2 separate regions of the Homo sapiens genome follow, and region 2 is linked to region 1. Evidence: read pairs that join two places in POLR2A ChIA-PET (ENCODE). Cell type or tissue: IMR-90. All regions are shown on one strand. Each heading gives the region's core, and the rest is flanking DNA. Links, peaks and the distances in the headings are about the cores only.

Evidence for each region. Peaks named below come from ENCODE experiments on the same cell type or tissue, not always from the same donor. Only the 100,000 strongest peaks of a DNase experiment are listed, where the experiment ranks them.
Region 2: POLR2A ChIA-PET joins it to region 1 with 5 read pairs; 7 of 35 experiments call an interaction of 5 or more read pairs at or near these places.

The regions. Positions count from the first base shown.
Region 1 is chr15:67,214,823-67,223,598 of GRCh38, reverse strand. The region is part of intron 5 of AAGAB (alpha and gamma adaptin binding protein); the gene reads left to right. Among named protein-coding and RNA genes, the nearest start is that of AAGAB, 35 kb to the left of the region's middle. In IMR-90, for the core only: no CTCF peak of the experiment used is centred there; no DNase peak of the experiment used is centred there.
Region 2 is chr15:67,165,222-67,173,221 of GRCh38, reverse strand. It overlaps SMAD3 (SMAD family member 3), which reads right to left. Exons shown (of 9, transcript NM_005902.4): 3 at 7,838-7,969; 4 at 6,369-6,443; 5 at 2,618-2,668. Among named protein-coding and RNA genes, the nearest start is that of SMAD3-AS1, 22 kb to the right of the region's middle. RefSeq lists enhancers at 4,358-5,027, 5,028-5,699, 5,700-6,369. In IMR-90, for the core only: no CTCF peak of the experiment used is centred there; DNase peaks (open chromatin) are centred at 841, 4,821, 5,371 and 7,641; H3K27ac peaks cover 6,809 bases.

The sequences.
Region 1 (8,776 bases), core at 1-8,000:
TTCCAAATGAAAGAGAGTGATGGCTCAGATTGGGGCTGGGGCAATGAAAGGGGTAAGAAAAGGTCGAATTCTAGGTATATTGTGAGGTAGAGCCAGCATGGTTTCCTGATAGTTTAGATATGAGATATGAGAAAAAGAGATCAGTCAAGGAAGACAACAGGATTTGGGCCTGAACACTTGAAAGATTAGTTGCCATCAACTGAAATGAGGCAGCTACAAGATGAAGCTAACAGGGTCACCTATCAGTAGTTCATTTTTGGACATGTTGAGTTTGACATGGCTACTGAGACCTCCAAGTGGCTGTTAGTCTTCCAAGTGGAGATAGCAGGTAGCCAGTTGGAGAGATTTTGGAGTTTGGGGAGAAAGGCATTTAAAACCTTGAGCCTTGATGAGATCACCAAGGGAGTGAATGCAGTACTTAAAGAAGACCAAGGACTCAGCCCAGGGACATTGCAACATCAAGAGACAGAGAGAAGAGAAGGAACCAGTAAAGGAGACTGAGGAAGAAAGGTCAATGAGGTAGGAAAACCAAGATAGTGGAGTCTTATTCGGGAAGCAAAAGTGAAGAGTGTTTCAAGGTGGAAGGAGTGGTCAGCTATGCCAATGCTGCTCATAGGTCAAGTAGGATGAGAACAGAGAGTTGACCCTTGGATTTAGCATTAGTGACCTTGAAGAGCAGTTTCAGTGAAATAGGTTGAAAGAGAAAAATTGAAGATAGTGATTATAAAACACTCTTGAAAATTTTGCAGGAAAGGGGAGCAAAGAAATAGGTGAGAGCTGGAGAGAAAAATGTGGTGGAGATTTTTATTGTTTGAGATGAGAACAAGAGCAGCGCGTTCATAAGCTGTTGGAAAAGTTCCAATAGAGGGTGAAAAATGGATGAAGTAGGAGAGAGAAGGGAAACTTGCCAGAGTGACTTCCTTGAGTAGGTAGAAGGGATGGGCTCCAGTGTACAAGTGGAGGGACTGGCTTTGCACAGGAGGAGGAAAATAAACCTAGAAAGACATGGGAAAGGGGGTTTGTGGATGCAAATGTGGCTCAGTGGGGAGATGTGTCATGAGAATCTGTGGAAGTTTCTTCTGATTGCATAAATTTTCTCAGTGAAGTAGGAGGCCAGGATGTCAGTTGAGAGGGCAGAAGGGAGGAGGTAGCGTTAGGATTTGAGGAGAGAGGAGAAAATGTGAAACAGTCATTTAGGGGAGAGAGAAAGAGTAAATGAACCTAGAGATGTGAAGTATGATTTGCCAGGCAGCATTAAGGGACCCAACTTGAAATTTGGTATTATAAAACTAAAGTCAGGCAGCATGGGTGGAGGGTGTGTGTGTGTGTGTGTGTGTGTGTGTGTGTGTGTGTGTGCGCGCGCGCGCGTGCGCGTGCATGCATGTAGTAATCAGTTCTGCTTTTGCTAAGCAAATGTATCACAGCAAGAGAGAGGCAAGGGATTCAGTAGTATATATAAGAGATTAATTATAATGATTGACCATGGAATTTAAGCTAAAAAGAGGAGAGTGGAAGTCAATTGGAGTGGGTCAGTAAAAAGATGGTAGTTTTGAGTCCTGGTGCAGTTGAAGGATAATTGGGTTAAGGTACTATAGGAACTGAGAGGGACTTGGAAAAATAGGTGATGCATGAAGTTGAGATGATGGAGGGGTTGTGGTTATTGGTAATAATAAGGTCTGGGTATGACCCTGGGAGTACATGGCTGCAGCAATGTAGAGGACAACATCCATAAAATGGAGGAATTCAATAAACTGAGACTCAGATTGCTGGAATGGTTGTCTATATATTGAACTTGCTAAAAATTAAGACACTTGCCTTCAAATAGTTTGTGTGAGAATATCAGTAGGCTCCTATATTCAGAGATTTTAGGAATGATTTAATCTAGTGATTCTCAACTGAGACCCAGGGGGGTATGGAAATACATATCACATGCTATACAAGCCCTCTGAAGACGTTGATTGCCTGGCTCCCATTGAGAATCACTTAACTATTAAGTGCTATTGCTAAGTGGTTGGTAGATGTGCCCTCAACTGCACTGGGTAGAAACTGTTAGGAACTTTTGAGCTAGTCTATTCATCCAGTACAGGAATGGCTTCTATAGCATCCTTGCCAGGATCATCCACCCTTTTTGGCGGAATGCTTTAAATAACAGCACCTTGTGAAGCAGTCCTAGAAGCAATTAATTGCATAGAGAAATCCAAGAACTGTTTTGTTCATTCTTAGCAGATAGAATATATTTTTATGCTGGTAGCTTAAGCACTTAAACAAGGAAAGGATATGTATTTTACTTTGTGTCATAATGCTGAGAACAGTGGTGAAAATTTTATCTGTCAATGATGTATTTTCCCTTGCTTCTACCTTGTTACTAGCTTTCATTTTGATGACTCTTTTTCCTAGTCTCCCTAGGAGGTGAAGAAAGTTCCAACAGAATTGGGAAAGGTTTACCTCAGGGAGACTGAAATGACCAAGGGGATGGGAAGAATGGGAATTGTCTAATATAATAAATAAGTGTGGACAAACCAGAGCTGAGAAGAGATTTAGCTGGAATCTGTATTACAGGGTATGTATAAGGCAGATATGGACCTGATTTCCCAAATTCCAGATTGCTATAACTCAGAGACATTCCCTAAATCTTAAAATGGTTTTACCATTTACAAATAAAATGAAGGCCTTACTGAACAGAGCAGGCAGTAATCTATGGAGTACTTTATATTAAGAGATGATCTAGGCAAAAAGTAGATATGATTCAAAAAGCCTACAGTGAATTCTCATTAATGACAGTTGTACCTAATTCAAGTTGAGAAGTACTTGGCCTAAACTTTTGAGTCTGTTATTTTGAAAAGCAATCATGTTTTTCTTCCCAGTATTTATCTATATAATATTTTTACTAGGTCCTCTACTAGTTAGGTTCACCCAGATTACATGTTCTTGTGTTTTATGAAACTTAATAAGGAGCATTATTTTGTTTGGCATGATAGTGTATGTGATTAGCCTGATGAAAGCATTTAGAACATAGAATCTCCATGCATGCATCTGGTTTGGCTTCTTCCTTTTACAGGTGGGGAAAAACAGGACCCAAAGAGGAAGAGTAACATGCTCATATTCACACAGTGAGTTTGTAGCCAACGTGAGACCACATGATAGGTCTCCTGATTAAGACTGTTATATGTTTTTCCATGACAGTGTGTTGGTTTATATTACTGGGCAGTTGGAGAAATGAGCACAGAGTGTTAATTTACCTAAGTTGCATGGGAAATCACTGGCCAAGCCAGATGAGTTCATTGGCTACAGAACTCCCTTAGCCTAGGTGCTCTCTGACGTGAGTAAGATTTTAATGAGACTGTGTGGAAATGATGATGATAGCTGAGATTTTGGGCTTTCTGGCTTATTTCTTTTAAATAGATCTTTTTAAATAATTTAGATCATCTGGAATGATGGAGATGCTTTATCCCACGGTCTTTGCACTTAACAAAGTACAGCTAAGGATAGATAGTTAATTTAAAACTCGTGCATTCCTTATAAATGAAAGATAATTTATATTTATTTTTAATTATTTTCCTTGGAGTCACAACAGGTTATTATTCTCTTCGGTTTGAATTTTAATTCTTATTTGTAAGAATAGTAGGTGCTGTTAATGTCTTTTTGTTACTTAATATCAGATTTAAGGCAAACAGGTTAAATTACAGTACTATAACTATAGTATAGGCAAATTATTATTCTAGAAAGAGATTTTTAAATTTTCCTGATAGATATAACTTCTATATTAACTTAGAACTTAGTTTTATATCCTTGGCTCCACCAGTGTCTTGTTTCATTAAGCCAAAGTGTGCATTTAAAAAAATTTTTATTTTTATTTTAGAATTGGGGGTACATGTACAGGAAGTCTAATTATTCCATTGCCCCATAGATCGTTTTTCAATCCTTGCCCCCCTCCCTCCCACTTTGAAGTCTCAGTGTCTACTGTTCCAATCTTTTTGTCCATGTGCACTCAGTGTTTAGCTCCCACTTGTGAGAACATATCGTGTTTGGTTTTCTGTTCCTGCCTTAATTCACTTAGGATAATGGCCTCCAGCTGCACCCATGCTGCTGTAAAGGACATGATTTTGTTCTTTTTTATGGCTGTGTAGTATTCCATGGTGTACATGTACCATGTTTTCTTTGTCTAATCCACCGTTGATAGGCACCTGGGTTGATTCCCCATCTTTGCTATTGTGAATGGTGCAAAGCATGCAGAAGAAACAGGGACATTATTGCTCCAAAGGGGTGAACATTAATTCTTGAGGGGCAAAAAATCTTTACTCTTTTTATCTATAAGGCACAAATAAATGTGCAATACATAAACACATATACAGTGTATCTGTAGTATTAATATTTCAGTGGGATGGTGTGTCAAAATTAGGGGGAAAATGTCTTAAAAGGTTCCTGGTGGGGCGGCTGTACTGAAAATGGTTGAGAAACACTGAGCTGAAGGATCTGGTTGCATGTGCTAAGCTCTACCCTAGAGGAAATTCCCAGATACCATTGGATTCATTGTGATGGTCAAACTTCTAGGGAAGTCACAGTTTCCGCTATGCATTAAAGGTACGACTTCTCATGGGCCAGGAAATGAAGTGGTTAGGACTGCCTTTACATTTGGGTGGCGCTTTTTAGATATCTCCAGTCATAGAAATTTTCCTTGTCTATACCGTCTTTTCTTAAATTTCCTTAACCTCAAAGTTTGGCTGTAGCTCAAGGAAAGGGATGTAGATAAAACCTCAGCTGCTTAGTTGAGTTACCCACAGTCCTATCAGAGTCTGGTTTGTGGCTGTGGAAATCATCCATTTGGATGTGTCATTTATAATTTGATAATGTCCCTTTATTGTCATCATGAAAGGAGAAACTGGGTCAATGCTTTTTGCCAAATGTGACAAATTTTGAAAGTTGATTGCTCCTGCCACACCTCCTCTTTGGTCTCCAGTGAGATTGTCTTCTCTTTCAATTTGTCTGGTACATCAAATAACCTAATTGCAAGCCTAGATGATCTAGGCATCATACTCAGGACTGTGCCTTAAATTGAGAGGCACTGGGTAAGTAAGAGTTGGTTTTAAGGGCAAGGAAAAGAAGATGGTAAGTAGAAGCCTGATGAGTTGTTTTTTGTTTGTTTGTTTGTTTGTTTGTTTCAGGCTAGGTTGTCACTGTTTCACATGAGAAGGTAGTATTATGTACAGTGACCTTGTTTAAAGTGTCAGTTTAATGTTACCACTAAGGCCCTGCCCCAGCTTTATCACCTGAGCACTAACAAGTGCTGTGTGGAGTTCAGTCCATGCTGGTAACTCTTGAGTATTCAGTGGGTCTTTTAACAATTACCACCGTGGAGGAGAGAGCAAGGAAGAGAAATGCTGTGATCTTTTACTGTTTTTAATTAGTGAAAGAGGGATTAGATTAAACAAATGTTACAGAGTTGTGACTTTGATCCCCCAGTGGTAAGCAATAATTGTAGAGACTGGATTTCAAAAGCCCTGAGAGTTTATTTTCAATCTATCTATTATAGTTCAATCCCCAGTAATGCAGATGGAGGAGGATTAGTGGAATCTTAATAGTAGAAACAATAATTCTTTCTGTTGTAGTTTTCTGTTTTCCCATTATAAATGTAAAGAATTGATCATTTATTAACATGTATCCCCCTTGTTACTTGTAACAGGATTCCATGGCAGAAATCTCAGATTCCAATTCAAGGAATCATTTGCACCTGCTGTACAGAGCAGTGGCTAAGAAATGTGTACCTGCTGGGTGTGGTGGCTCACACCTGTGATTCCAGCATGTTGGGAGGCCAAGGCGGGTGGATCACGAGGTCAGGAGTTCGAGACCAGCCTGGCCAACATGGTGAAACCCCATCTCTACTAAAAATACAAAAATTAGCTGGGCGTGGTGGTGGGCACCTGTAGTCCCAGCTACTCAGGAGGCTGAGGCAAGAGAATTGCTTGAACCCGGGAGGCGGAGGTTGCAGTGAGCCAAGATCACAGCACTGCACTCCAGCCTGGTGATAGAGCGAGACTCCATTTCAAAAAAATAAAAAAAGAAATGTGTACCTAAACACAAGGTCTATCTGTGATACTTGGGCTGCTCTCCTGAGAAAGCAGATGGCTAATGCCTTAAATAAAATTGTTTTTCTAAACTAAATGATGATTAAATACAAATTTGACTCTAATGTTACAGAAAATAAAACAATATCAAATTTGTTAGAGGAGAATCGTTAATGAAGACAGTTCTAATCAGGTCTGTCTTTACCCGTGTTCTCTTGGAAAATGGCTTCATGTTTCTGGACCCCAGTTTCCTAACCTCTAGGATGGGTAGAACTCTAGGATAATGTAGAATTATATTAACATTACTTTCTATGAAATTGAGTTCCTTGAGTCAGACTTACTTGCTTCTCTTTTTAACCCAGGACCTAATATTGTAGAGCCAAAAAAATGGATACTCTGACAGTTGTCTAAATGTGAATGTTGTGGTCAAAAATTAAATAAATATGTGTTGATCTCTATCTGTGTGTGTGGGTGTATGTGTGTATAGAAGGCATAATTTGATGGAGGAGATTGTCTTGTAAGAGAAAAAGGGGAAGAGGAAAAAAATAAGGAATAAGAGTATGAGAAAAATGATGAGACTTTGTTTTAAAAGTTCACCCTTAAAATTAACTGTAAGCAAATGAATCATGGGAAATCTCTTCAAATTAGTTACCCTGGAGGCACTGCTCTTCTGCCATCTTGCCATCTTGAAAAAACTTTTTTAGTACTTTCTTTGGAATTATTTTTAGACCTGGGTATGAACCACTTAAGTCATCTTTATTTTTTTTTTTCATGGTAAAGTCTTGTACTGGTTCTGAACGATTTTTGATTTGATTCTGAACATTCCTTTTAGGATTTTCAAGAGTGTGCTTAAGGTTCTGGAGATAGGACTTTACAATGGAACTATTATTGGAATTAGAATAAAGCTTTCCTTTACAACATTGGAGAGGATAGCACTCACTCTGATGTTTAGTTCAGTTTATTAAGAATTTGTGTGTATGTGTGCATAGGGAAAAAAAAAAACAACAACTAGGAAGACAAAATACCAGAGTATTGATTCGTATCTTTGGTGATTTAATTTTCTTCTTGTTTTTTTTTTTTTTTTTTTTTTTTTTCAAGAGTGAGTCTTGCTCTGTCACCCAGGCTGGAGTACAGTGGCATGATCTTGGCTCACTGCAACCTCCACCTCCCGGGTTCAAGCAGTTCTCCTGCGTCAGCCTCCCCAGTAGCTGGGACTACAGGCACACGCCACCACGCCCAGCTAATTTTTGTATTTTTAGTAGAGACGGGGTTTTACCACGTTGGCCACGCTGGTTTCGAGCTCTTGGCCTCGTGATCCTCCTGCCTCGGCCTCCCAAAGTGCTGGGATTACAGGTGTGAGCCACCGTGCCTGGCCTAATTTTCTTCTTTATACTTTTCTCTTTTTTCCAAATTTTCTACAATGAATATATTATTTATAATCAAGAAAAAGAGAAAAAATAGTATTATTATTTTCTGGTCATGTTCATTATATGTTCAAATATTAGTAGAAACCATTCTTGATATGTGAGCAGGTGTCCCAGGTGTCAAGGGAGAGCAGATTCACTTTCCTGAATCTAAAGCCAGGTGGTAGAACCAGGTACGGTGCTTAGGCCTGTTTCTTTAATAAGTACTATTTTTAATAATGGATTTCAAAGTTTGCCCTTTTCAAGCAGTTTAGTGAAAAAGAATAAATTGATTCTCGTAATTATTTTGTGATTTCAAAAAACATTTTATTTCAGTTTGCCAAGAAGTGGATTGTAATATCAAAGTGTAAGTTTATTTCTCTGATGCTAGTGAAATCATTTCTTTCTTAAAAGAATTTTTTATTCAAACAGTGTGGTTTGATTTAAGAATATCATTCAAAAATAGGTACAACTTCTCTATGCAAATTGAAGTATCTTAGTTTTAGTAAGTTTGGTCATGCTTATTACTCAGATGGAAAAGAACATGTTTATAATACAGGAAAAACATTTTGTGCAGGGAAGGGGATGTAAAGAAAACTTTAAATATGGAAAAAACTTCTTAAGATGATGCCAAATAATTGCTACATTAAGGAAATAAAAACTGAAATATGAACACAGAAAATATCTAGGAGGTCTGTTAGGCGTGTTGGGGGGTGTGGTCATGGAAATTCTTAATATTTGAGTCGTATATAAAAATGTAAAATAAAAACTTATTTACATAGCTAATGCTTGCAGCCTCTGCCTGACAGTTCTATTAGACATTCAGCGGATATTTCAGCATCTCTCCTGTATACTTAGCACTATGCTGGAGGCTGTGCGGTGTAGAAGAACCATTAGCGATTGTCCATGTCTGCAAGGAGTTTATAGTATAGTTGAGGATGGCATTTTGACTCGAGATGAGTATTAATACTAGCATGTTCTCTGAAGGGCCACTTGAATAGTAAGGACAACAAGGACAAATGGCACACAGGCAGAGGTAATTAGGGGCTGAAATCATCTAGAGAAGTTTCTCAGAATATGAGGGAGGATATTTTCACTGCCGACAAGAGAGAATGATTGAGTCTTTTTAATGCTTTTTTTCCTTTTTTTTTTCATTGAAAATCTTTGTTATAGTCCTTACTTAAAAGTAAGGACTGCCGGGTGCCGTGGCTCACACCTGTAATCCCAGCACTTTGGGAGGCCAAGGCGGGCAGATCACGAGGTCAGGAGATTGAGACCATCCTGGCTAACACGGTGAAACCCCATCTCCAC
Region 2 (8,000 bases), core at 1-8,000, 50 kb after region 1:
CTGGCCCCCAGCATCAGTACATAGTGGGAACTCAGCCAATGTTGACTGAGCGCATGGATACAGAGGAGACGCCTGGCCAGCCTGGAATCCCATCGCTCCATCCCTCGAACCCTCAGAGTACTTCATCTGCACCTCCTTCTTGTTTTAGAATCATTTTTGGTCCTGCCTTATTGATCCCAACAAGGCCGTAGCCCCTCGATGGCTATGTCTGTGGTCCCTCTTCCAATCCCCCACCTGAACGGCAGGCAGACAAGAAGTATCTGGGAATGAGGGAGTGAGGAAGAGGCATACAAGCAGGCAGGGCTTCCCCCCGGGAGCCACAGCCACAGACTTTTACGTCTCCAACGTAAAAGTCAGCAAATGCCTTGTCTGAGCCTTGTTCCTCCAAGTGAGGAAGGTGGGGACAGGTGGTCTAAACGGCCCAGCAAGGCAGTGTCATGCCACAATGGGAGTGCACGCTCTGGAGTGAGAGGGCCTGAGTTCAAAGCCACCTTCTCCATTCACTAGCTGTGAATCTGGGACACATGAGTTCACCAATGTGTTCCCCGGTTTCCTAATCTGTAAAATGAAAAATCACAACGCTTCTGCCTTATAAAGTTATAAAGATCAGGTTAACATGCAGGAAGCACTCCGAATAACAGTAAACAGCAAACTCTCAAGAAATGTTTCCCATCATCATCACCATCTCACCCCCTTCCAGCTATGACACTGGGAGTCCAGGTGACCTTCTGGGTAGGGATGAAGTCAATGGTTTGAATGGGTGAAGGGGAGCACAGGGGCTCATGAAGCAGAGGGGAAGCCAGGCCTGTCAGCACGGTGTCTTACCCAGAAGCCTAACCCTGACTCACTGGGCGACTCGCCCCCGATTCACATCTTCCCAGCAGAGGTGCAACTAGGCCAGTGCAAAGTGGCACTCATTCTCTGCTGGCCAGGCTCGGGGAGGGTCCTCCCTTTGGAAGAAATAACCTAAGAATTCTCAACTTTCAGGCAAGCTGCCCGAGGAAGGGGCAGTAGGGAGGGAGAATTATGTCAACAGAGGATGCTGCCTTGGGTCAGAGCTCAAGAAACATCCCATCATCCTCATCCTAGTCTACACAATCTAGAGGGAAGTTCACAGCAAATGACCACCTTTCAGTCTGGAGCACCGTGTCCGGCATCAGCCACCTCCAACCTGCCCTGGGACTGCTATGGTTTCAAAGGCAAGTGTCTGCTTGGAAGGCTGTTGACTAAAAGTGCTACCTTGGCCCCAGGAGGGTTTTTAAATGCCATAGAAAATAAATCTAAAGCAGCCAATCTCAAAAGCTGAAAGCCCGGAGTCAAGTTCACCATCATGGCCTTTAATTTCTCAAGTGTTAACTTCGCTTCTAGCCTTCAGTTTGTTTTTAATAACTCAGTCCTTTCATATCAGGAATCTGACCTTCCCTCTGCAAAGCCCGGCACTCATGGTGATATTATTTTACAAAAATGTTAAAACAGATCTCCCAAAGTCACATCCCACACTGCCCAGGTCAGCCTGTTCTAAAGGGTTTCAAGCATCTCCTAATATTCCAAATGATGAGTTTCTTCATCTGACGCTGTCAGTCAAGGTCTGGAAGCAAATGGGCACAAAAACCAGTCCAATCCACTTTGATTCGCCAAGAAATATTAACTATTTCTTTTCCTGAGCCACAAATTAAGCCTCAGCAATAAAGTTCCAAACAAAATCCAACTTACATTTTCTAAAACTACCAGACCAGAATATAAAAATCTCCCCTCAATAAAAACTAAATGGATATTTCATTTGTTTGAAGCCCTTTGGCAGGTTCCATGCCAAAGCCTATCCCAAGCTGGAGAACTGAAGGACCCTACTGGGTTAGAAAATTGAGTCTTGGAAAAACTGACCCAGCAGTCTAACCATGGAGGGATGTTGCGGAAACAATGGACCCTCCACTCCAAAACATCATGAGATAACACACAACGATAAACAAGACACCTAAATACGGAAACGTGTTTACAAAATAACATAAGGAGAAAAGAGAATGAAAACACCAGATATGCACTATGATCTCAGTGGCAAGGCACAGAGATATATATGCCTGATGCACAAACATCAGGACTGTAATCACACATAGACAGTTATGTTAGGGTGGTGGGATTATGGGCACTTTGACTTTATTTTCAAATTCCGTATATGTTGCTATTTTAAGAAAAATTACACAATTATAAGATGAAACACTCAAATAAGTATATCTGAAACAGGTCTATAAATGTCAGGGGGCTGGAGTCTGCATGGCTGTCCGTGGCTTTGCACCAAACTGCACACGTATGCTTAGCTGACCACAGACCCTCGTTCTCCTGGGCATAAAGTTTGGGGGAATTTTCATTCACTCACGTCTACCCGCCCCCCAGGGGAAATACAAACCTGGCATATGGTTGTCTTTCCTGCCACCACTGTTCTCAAGTTTCCCCATTCCGTGGTGACCTCAACATCACCGTAACCAGAAACCTGATGGGCTGAGCTGGGCTGATGGTAGGGGTCGGGGGAGAGCCTTACCTTCAGGGCCCCCTCCCCACACTGGCGACTCGCCAGGGCTGCAGCTAGAGGGGGTTCCAGTTGTGTGCACAAGGAGATACTCACCCAAGTTATTATGTGCTGGGGACATCGGATTCGGGGATAGGTTTGGAGAACCTGCGAGGTGAGACAAGTTGTGAGACTTCACAAAAGATTCTTGGCCTGGAGAGCCAAGTTACTAAACACTTACATATCAAGGAGGGGTAGCCCAACACAGCAGAAAGAAAACCCTGGACTGAGGGGTCCCAGGAGAAGGCCTAGCCCATACCCTTGCCTCTACTTTCCCTCCCTGGGCCCCAATTTCTTGTCTGGAATGAATGCATTGAGTGGATGATCTCAGAGGTCTCTTATGATTATGATCTCAGAGGTCTCAGATAGTTTTATGATCCTAACCAAGACTCCCAGCTCAGGGCTGCTAAATTCTCAACTAGAATAAGTGACACATTTTTTCTTTAGCTTACACCACCTGCCCTATTAACTATGCCCTCAGGAAAATGAGAGGAGCAGGGAAGCCCTTCTCCCAAGCTGCAAAGACCCAGGAAGCAGGAGGCCAGCCCTCCCACACAGGCAGGGCTTGAGGCCTCCCCAGCATCACCAGCCACCGACCTTGGTCAGAGGCTGCAGCAGCTCAGGTGCTGGAAAGATCAATTTCAGGAAACTCACAAACCTGCCTCAGAAACCCTGCAACTCAGCAACCAGACAAACACTTTATGCAAAAGATGATGATGCACGTGGGAAAAAGTCTCAATCTACCCAATTCTTACTCTATTATGTTCTCTACACCTCTCACCTCCAGAAAAAAAGAACTCACATGGTATCAGCCTTCAAAAATAAAACAGTGGACACTTTTCCAGAGCAGCATCCTGCTCGTCCCCGCTCCTCTGTTCCTCTATCAAGAAGGCTGCGGAGGCCGGGTGCAATGGCTCACATCTGTAATCCCAGCACTTTGAGAGGCTGAGACTGGGGGATCACTTGAGCCCAGGAGTTTGAGACCAGCCTGGGTGATATAGGGAGACCCTGTCTCTACAGAAAAAAAAAAAAAAAAAAATAAGCCGTAAGTGGTGAAGGCTGAGGCTGGACAATTACTTGAGCCTAGGAGATGGAGGCTGCAGCGAGCTGTGTTTGCACCACTGCACACCAGCCTGGGCAGCAGTGAGACTGTTTCAAAAAATAAAAATAAAAAAGGAGACTATTTGTTAACCACCCTATGGGGTCTAATTCCACCCCATGAAATCTATCAGTCCTGAGACTGGGTCCAGCATCTGGCCTCAAGTGAATGCTGCCTTGCGCTGTTTGTGGGAATCTCTTCTTTTGCCCCAACTCAGCTGTAACCTCCTTGAGGGCAAGGGAAGAACCACGGATTTCTCCTTCTCCCCTGTAACCCCAAATGCAAAGGGGGATGTGGAATATTCACCGAGAGAACTAAGTTACAGAATCAGTCACAGGGTCTAGACAACCCCACGAATCAGCTACGTGAGTTTGGCTAAGCCGTTTAACTTCTATGAGCCTTAATTTTTTCCTCAGGTATAAAATGAGGATAATATCATCTACTGTGTGACATGTAAAAATTAAGTAAGACTGTGCATATAAAAATGCTTACACCATGACCGCTACATGGTAGGCACTGGATAAATGCTTGTCCCCTGTTTTGTGCTGGCCTGAACCACAAAGACCTAGGAAGTCCAAGGGGCCTTCTCACAAGTCTAAAAGGGCGCATATGTAGGTGAAGGGACATGGGGAACAACGTGACCCTCTGGCCCGAGACACTACCACACCCTGGGGGGCAGGGAAGCCAAGCCCGTGAGCAACTGGACTATCCAAGCAGGCAACTCTGAAGAACAGAGACTAAAACAGGAGAGCCCCCACCCACACACTGGCTGGGGTCCGCAAGTCTGGTCTGTCTCTACTGTAGATAAATCACTCATGTTCACAACAGGACCCTGCAGGCACACTTAATGAGAAGAAAGGAAGAAGGGAGAGGGGACAGAGTAAAGGGAGGCACAAGGAGGAAGAGGAGGGAGAAGAAACAAGAGCTGACAGGGTGAAATCTGGGCTGCTCTTTCCAATCTCCAGCCCCTCTGGTCCATGTTTGTTTGTAACAATAATCATTGTGCAAATATGGAGAGCAGCAGAAAGGGAAGAGGGAGCGCAGAGTGGGAAGAAACACAGCAGCTGGAGACATGCTGCTCCGCTGGCCTGCTTCCCACGCCTGCACTGAATAGCTGCAAGCTTGCAGCGGTCACTTGGCATCGGATACAGGAAGGTCTTCGATGCATTCCAGCTGGTTCGCGCTACTAGTCACTCCGCCGGGTGGGTGTGTTTCACCGGGTGTGCTCAACCCAAAAGTGCCACGATGTCCAGGCTGGATTTCAGCAACTACAATGTACATGCGAGTCTCTTTCGGTCTCTCAGGAATTGCACAACCTCAGCCAGGTGCGGTGTAATCCCAGCACTTTGGGAGGTCGAAGCGGGCAGATCACCTGAGGTCAGGAGTTTGAGACCAGCCTAGCCAACATGGCGAAACCCTGTCTCTACTAAAAATACACAAATGAGCCGGGCGTGGTGCTGCATTGCCTGTAATCCCAGCTACTTGGGAGGCTGAGGCAGGATAATAGCTTGAACCCAGGAGGCAGAGGTTGCAGTAAGCTGAGATCGCGCTACTACACGCCAGCCTGGGCAACAGAGGGAGACTCTGTCTGGGAAAGGTGGGGGAAGGAATTGCACAATCTCTTCTGGGCTGTGTGCGAGGGCAGGTGGCTCTGCTGTGTCTAGCGGCTCTGTGTGTACGAGGCATGCCCACCACCATCGGAATGGAACATCTGCGTGGTTCCCTCTCCCCTTCTCCTCCTCTCCCAACCACACACAACTCAGTACACATTCTATGTGGCAGCTGGGGTTCAATTCAAGAAGCTGCTGGTCTGGAGCCAATTTGGTCCTATAACAAATGATATGGGAAACATCTGGAGATGTAGCAGGAGAGAAATAAGCCCTGCCCCTCACGGCAGGAGCACACACATCACATGTGGTTGTCACACAAAAATACTGGCTTCAGGGGTCTCCACTGGTCATCAGAAGAGGCATTAGTTCCATTCAGCCTCTCCTTGCCTCCCATGTGACTGCTTGAGGTGATCAAGGCCACTCTCTACCCTGCTGCTGGTGACATCTCACTAAGGCACAGGCCCTGCTTACAGCCTGCAGCGGTTCCCATCAGCCCTGACTAAATGCCAAGTGGTCTGGCTAGCTTGAAGGTCCACCACACTGGGACCCCTGTGTGGCAGGCCCTCCCATCTTCTCCCCACTGGAGAGAGTGTATCCTCCAGCCACGCTGAGCTCCCTGGGCTAGACACTCTCTGGACTCCAGACACACTGAGCTCTTACTGTCCCCAGAATGCACCAGGCTGTCCTGCCCAACCCCCATGACTCTGCCTGGCACACCCCTTGCCCACTCTAACAGCTTGGCTAACACTTACACATCACCAAGACTCAACCTGGGGAAAAACCTGGACTGCAAGGTGCTGCTCCTCCCCAGACCGGGTGAAGTGGCCCTGCTGTGTGCCTGGTGCCATGCGGCATCTTCCATCAGGGCATACACGAGATGGCCCAGTGACTACTGACTGTCCTGTCAATCTCCCCCATCATCTGTGAGCAGCTCGGACCCTCTTCTATGCCCTGCCCCTTGCACATCGCGGTTGCTCTACAAATACTGGAGAGAGAGATAGAAGGGAGGGAGGGAGAGGGCGAAGAGGAAGGGATGGAAGGGATGAACCCACCAGCTGCTAATCAGTTAAGAATAAGAGCATGACCCTGCATGACTGACCTGCGTCCATGCTGTGGTTCATCTGGTGGTCACTGGTTTCTCCATCTTCACTCAGGTAGCCAGGGGGTGGGGTCTCTGGGAATCAGAAGGAAGGTGGTCTGTTAAAAGGCCTTCACAGCTTGGCTCTGAGACACCTTTTGCAAAGACATCACACATGCACACCATGATGCTAGCATCCGTGGCTGTAGGAGCTCCAGGTCTTGGAGTAGAGGTTCCAGCTCTTGGTTCTGTTGTCCTCGCCCCTGTCCACCTCTGACTCCCGCTTGGATCATAACTGCCTTTGCTCACGCAGGACCGGATCAACTCCCAAGTCTGAAATGTGTACTCCTAGAGCCTCTGCCAGGCTAACTTATCCTGGTCCTTCAAGGTGAGGGTTAAGCCCCACCCCCTCCAGGGAGGCGTCCAGACTTGCCTCCGCCTCACCCCTTTCTGTCCTCTGAAGATCTGCAGGCTCAGACCCACCCTTTGGTCCCTACTATCTTCTTCTGTGCAGACCAGGTGTTATTATTTGTTGTCTCTAAGGGACGTGTCCTCACTCAGCAGTTAGGTTGCAAGTTCAATGACGGCAAAGACAGTGTGATCTATTTCTCTGAAACCTCCCCCAGACCCTGACTGAAGCCCTCCAAGATTTGCTCTTTGAACAGGGAGTAGTTGACTTACCCGCGGGACGCCAGGGCTACCCGCAAAGGATCTGAGAAGGTTGGACAGTGGGTCTCCTCCTTAACACTCTGACCCAAGCACACAGGCCTGTAGCCAATCTCAGCCCAGTAAACTAACCCAGGATGAACGTCACGTCCAAATTAGAATGCTCTAAGAGGAACGCAGCAGGATTACTGCCCCAGCAAGCAAAAGTGACTAGCCCAAGTGCTGCCAAGCACAGCTTTCCTGGAGTCTGAAAGTGCTGGTGATTCACACGTTATTTGCATGTAAATGAGGGGCTTCTAAAAACATTTGCAGTCTTTGACGGCAAAGCCCATTTCTCCCTGCAGAGTGAAAACTCAAAGTCACTTCAATTCCCACCCAGGTTGGAGCCCCTCACCGAGGCCTGATGCCCAGGCGAATTTACAGAGCCAGCTCTCCGCACTTGCTGCCTGGCCCTCAGCTCACTCCCCGCCTCTGCAGACCCCCAGTCTATTGGGACTGAACACCAGTCCGGGCCTCAAGGGCGGTGAGAGAAACAGTGTTGCTATTTCCGCTTCCAAAATAAATGACTGCACCAAGGCCGGGCGGAAGGGTCACGCTGCTCCTCTATGCCAAGAAAAGCATCACTAGTGAGGGGGGAGCTGAGGTCATGGGTCCTCTCCCAACAGGGATGCGGTTCTGAGTCAGGGGCCCTCAGGCCAGAGCTGTGCGCAAAGAGGGGGTGAGCGGGGGACGGCCAGGGGGCAGAGATTGGGGCCACAGGACTGATGTCGGGGCTGACCGCTGCCCCTGCCTCCCAGGCCAGCCTGTGCCGCCCACGTGCCTACCTGGAATATTGCTCTGGGGCTCGATGCCTGCGGGGAAGTTAGTGTTTTCGGGGATGGAATGGCTGTAGTCGTCCAGTGGGGGGAACTCGGCCGGGATCTCTGTGTGGCGTGGCACCAACACAGGAGGTAGAACTGTCCGGGGGAGACAGAGCAGAGGTGGCTC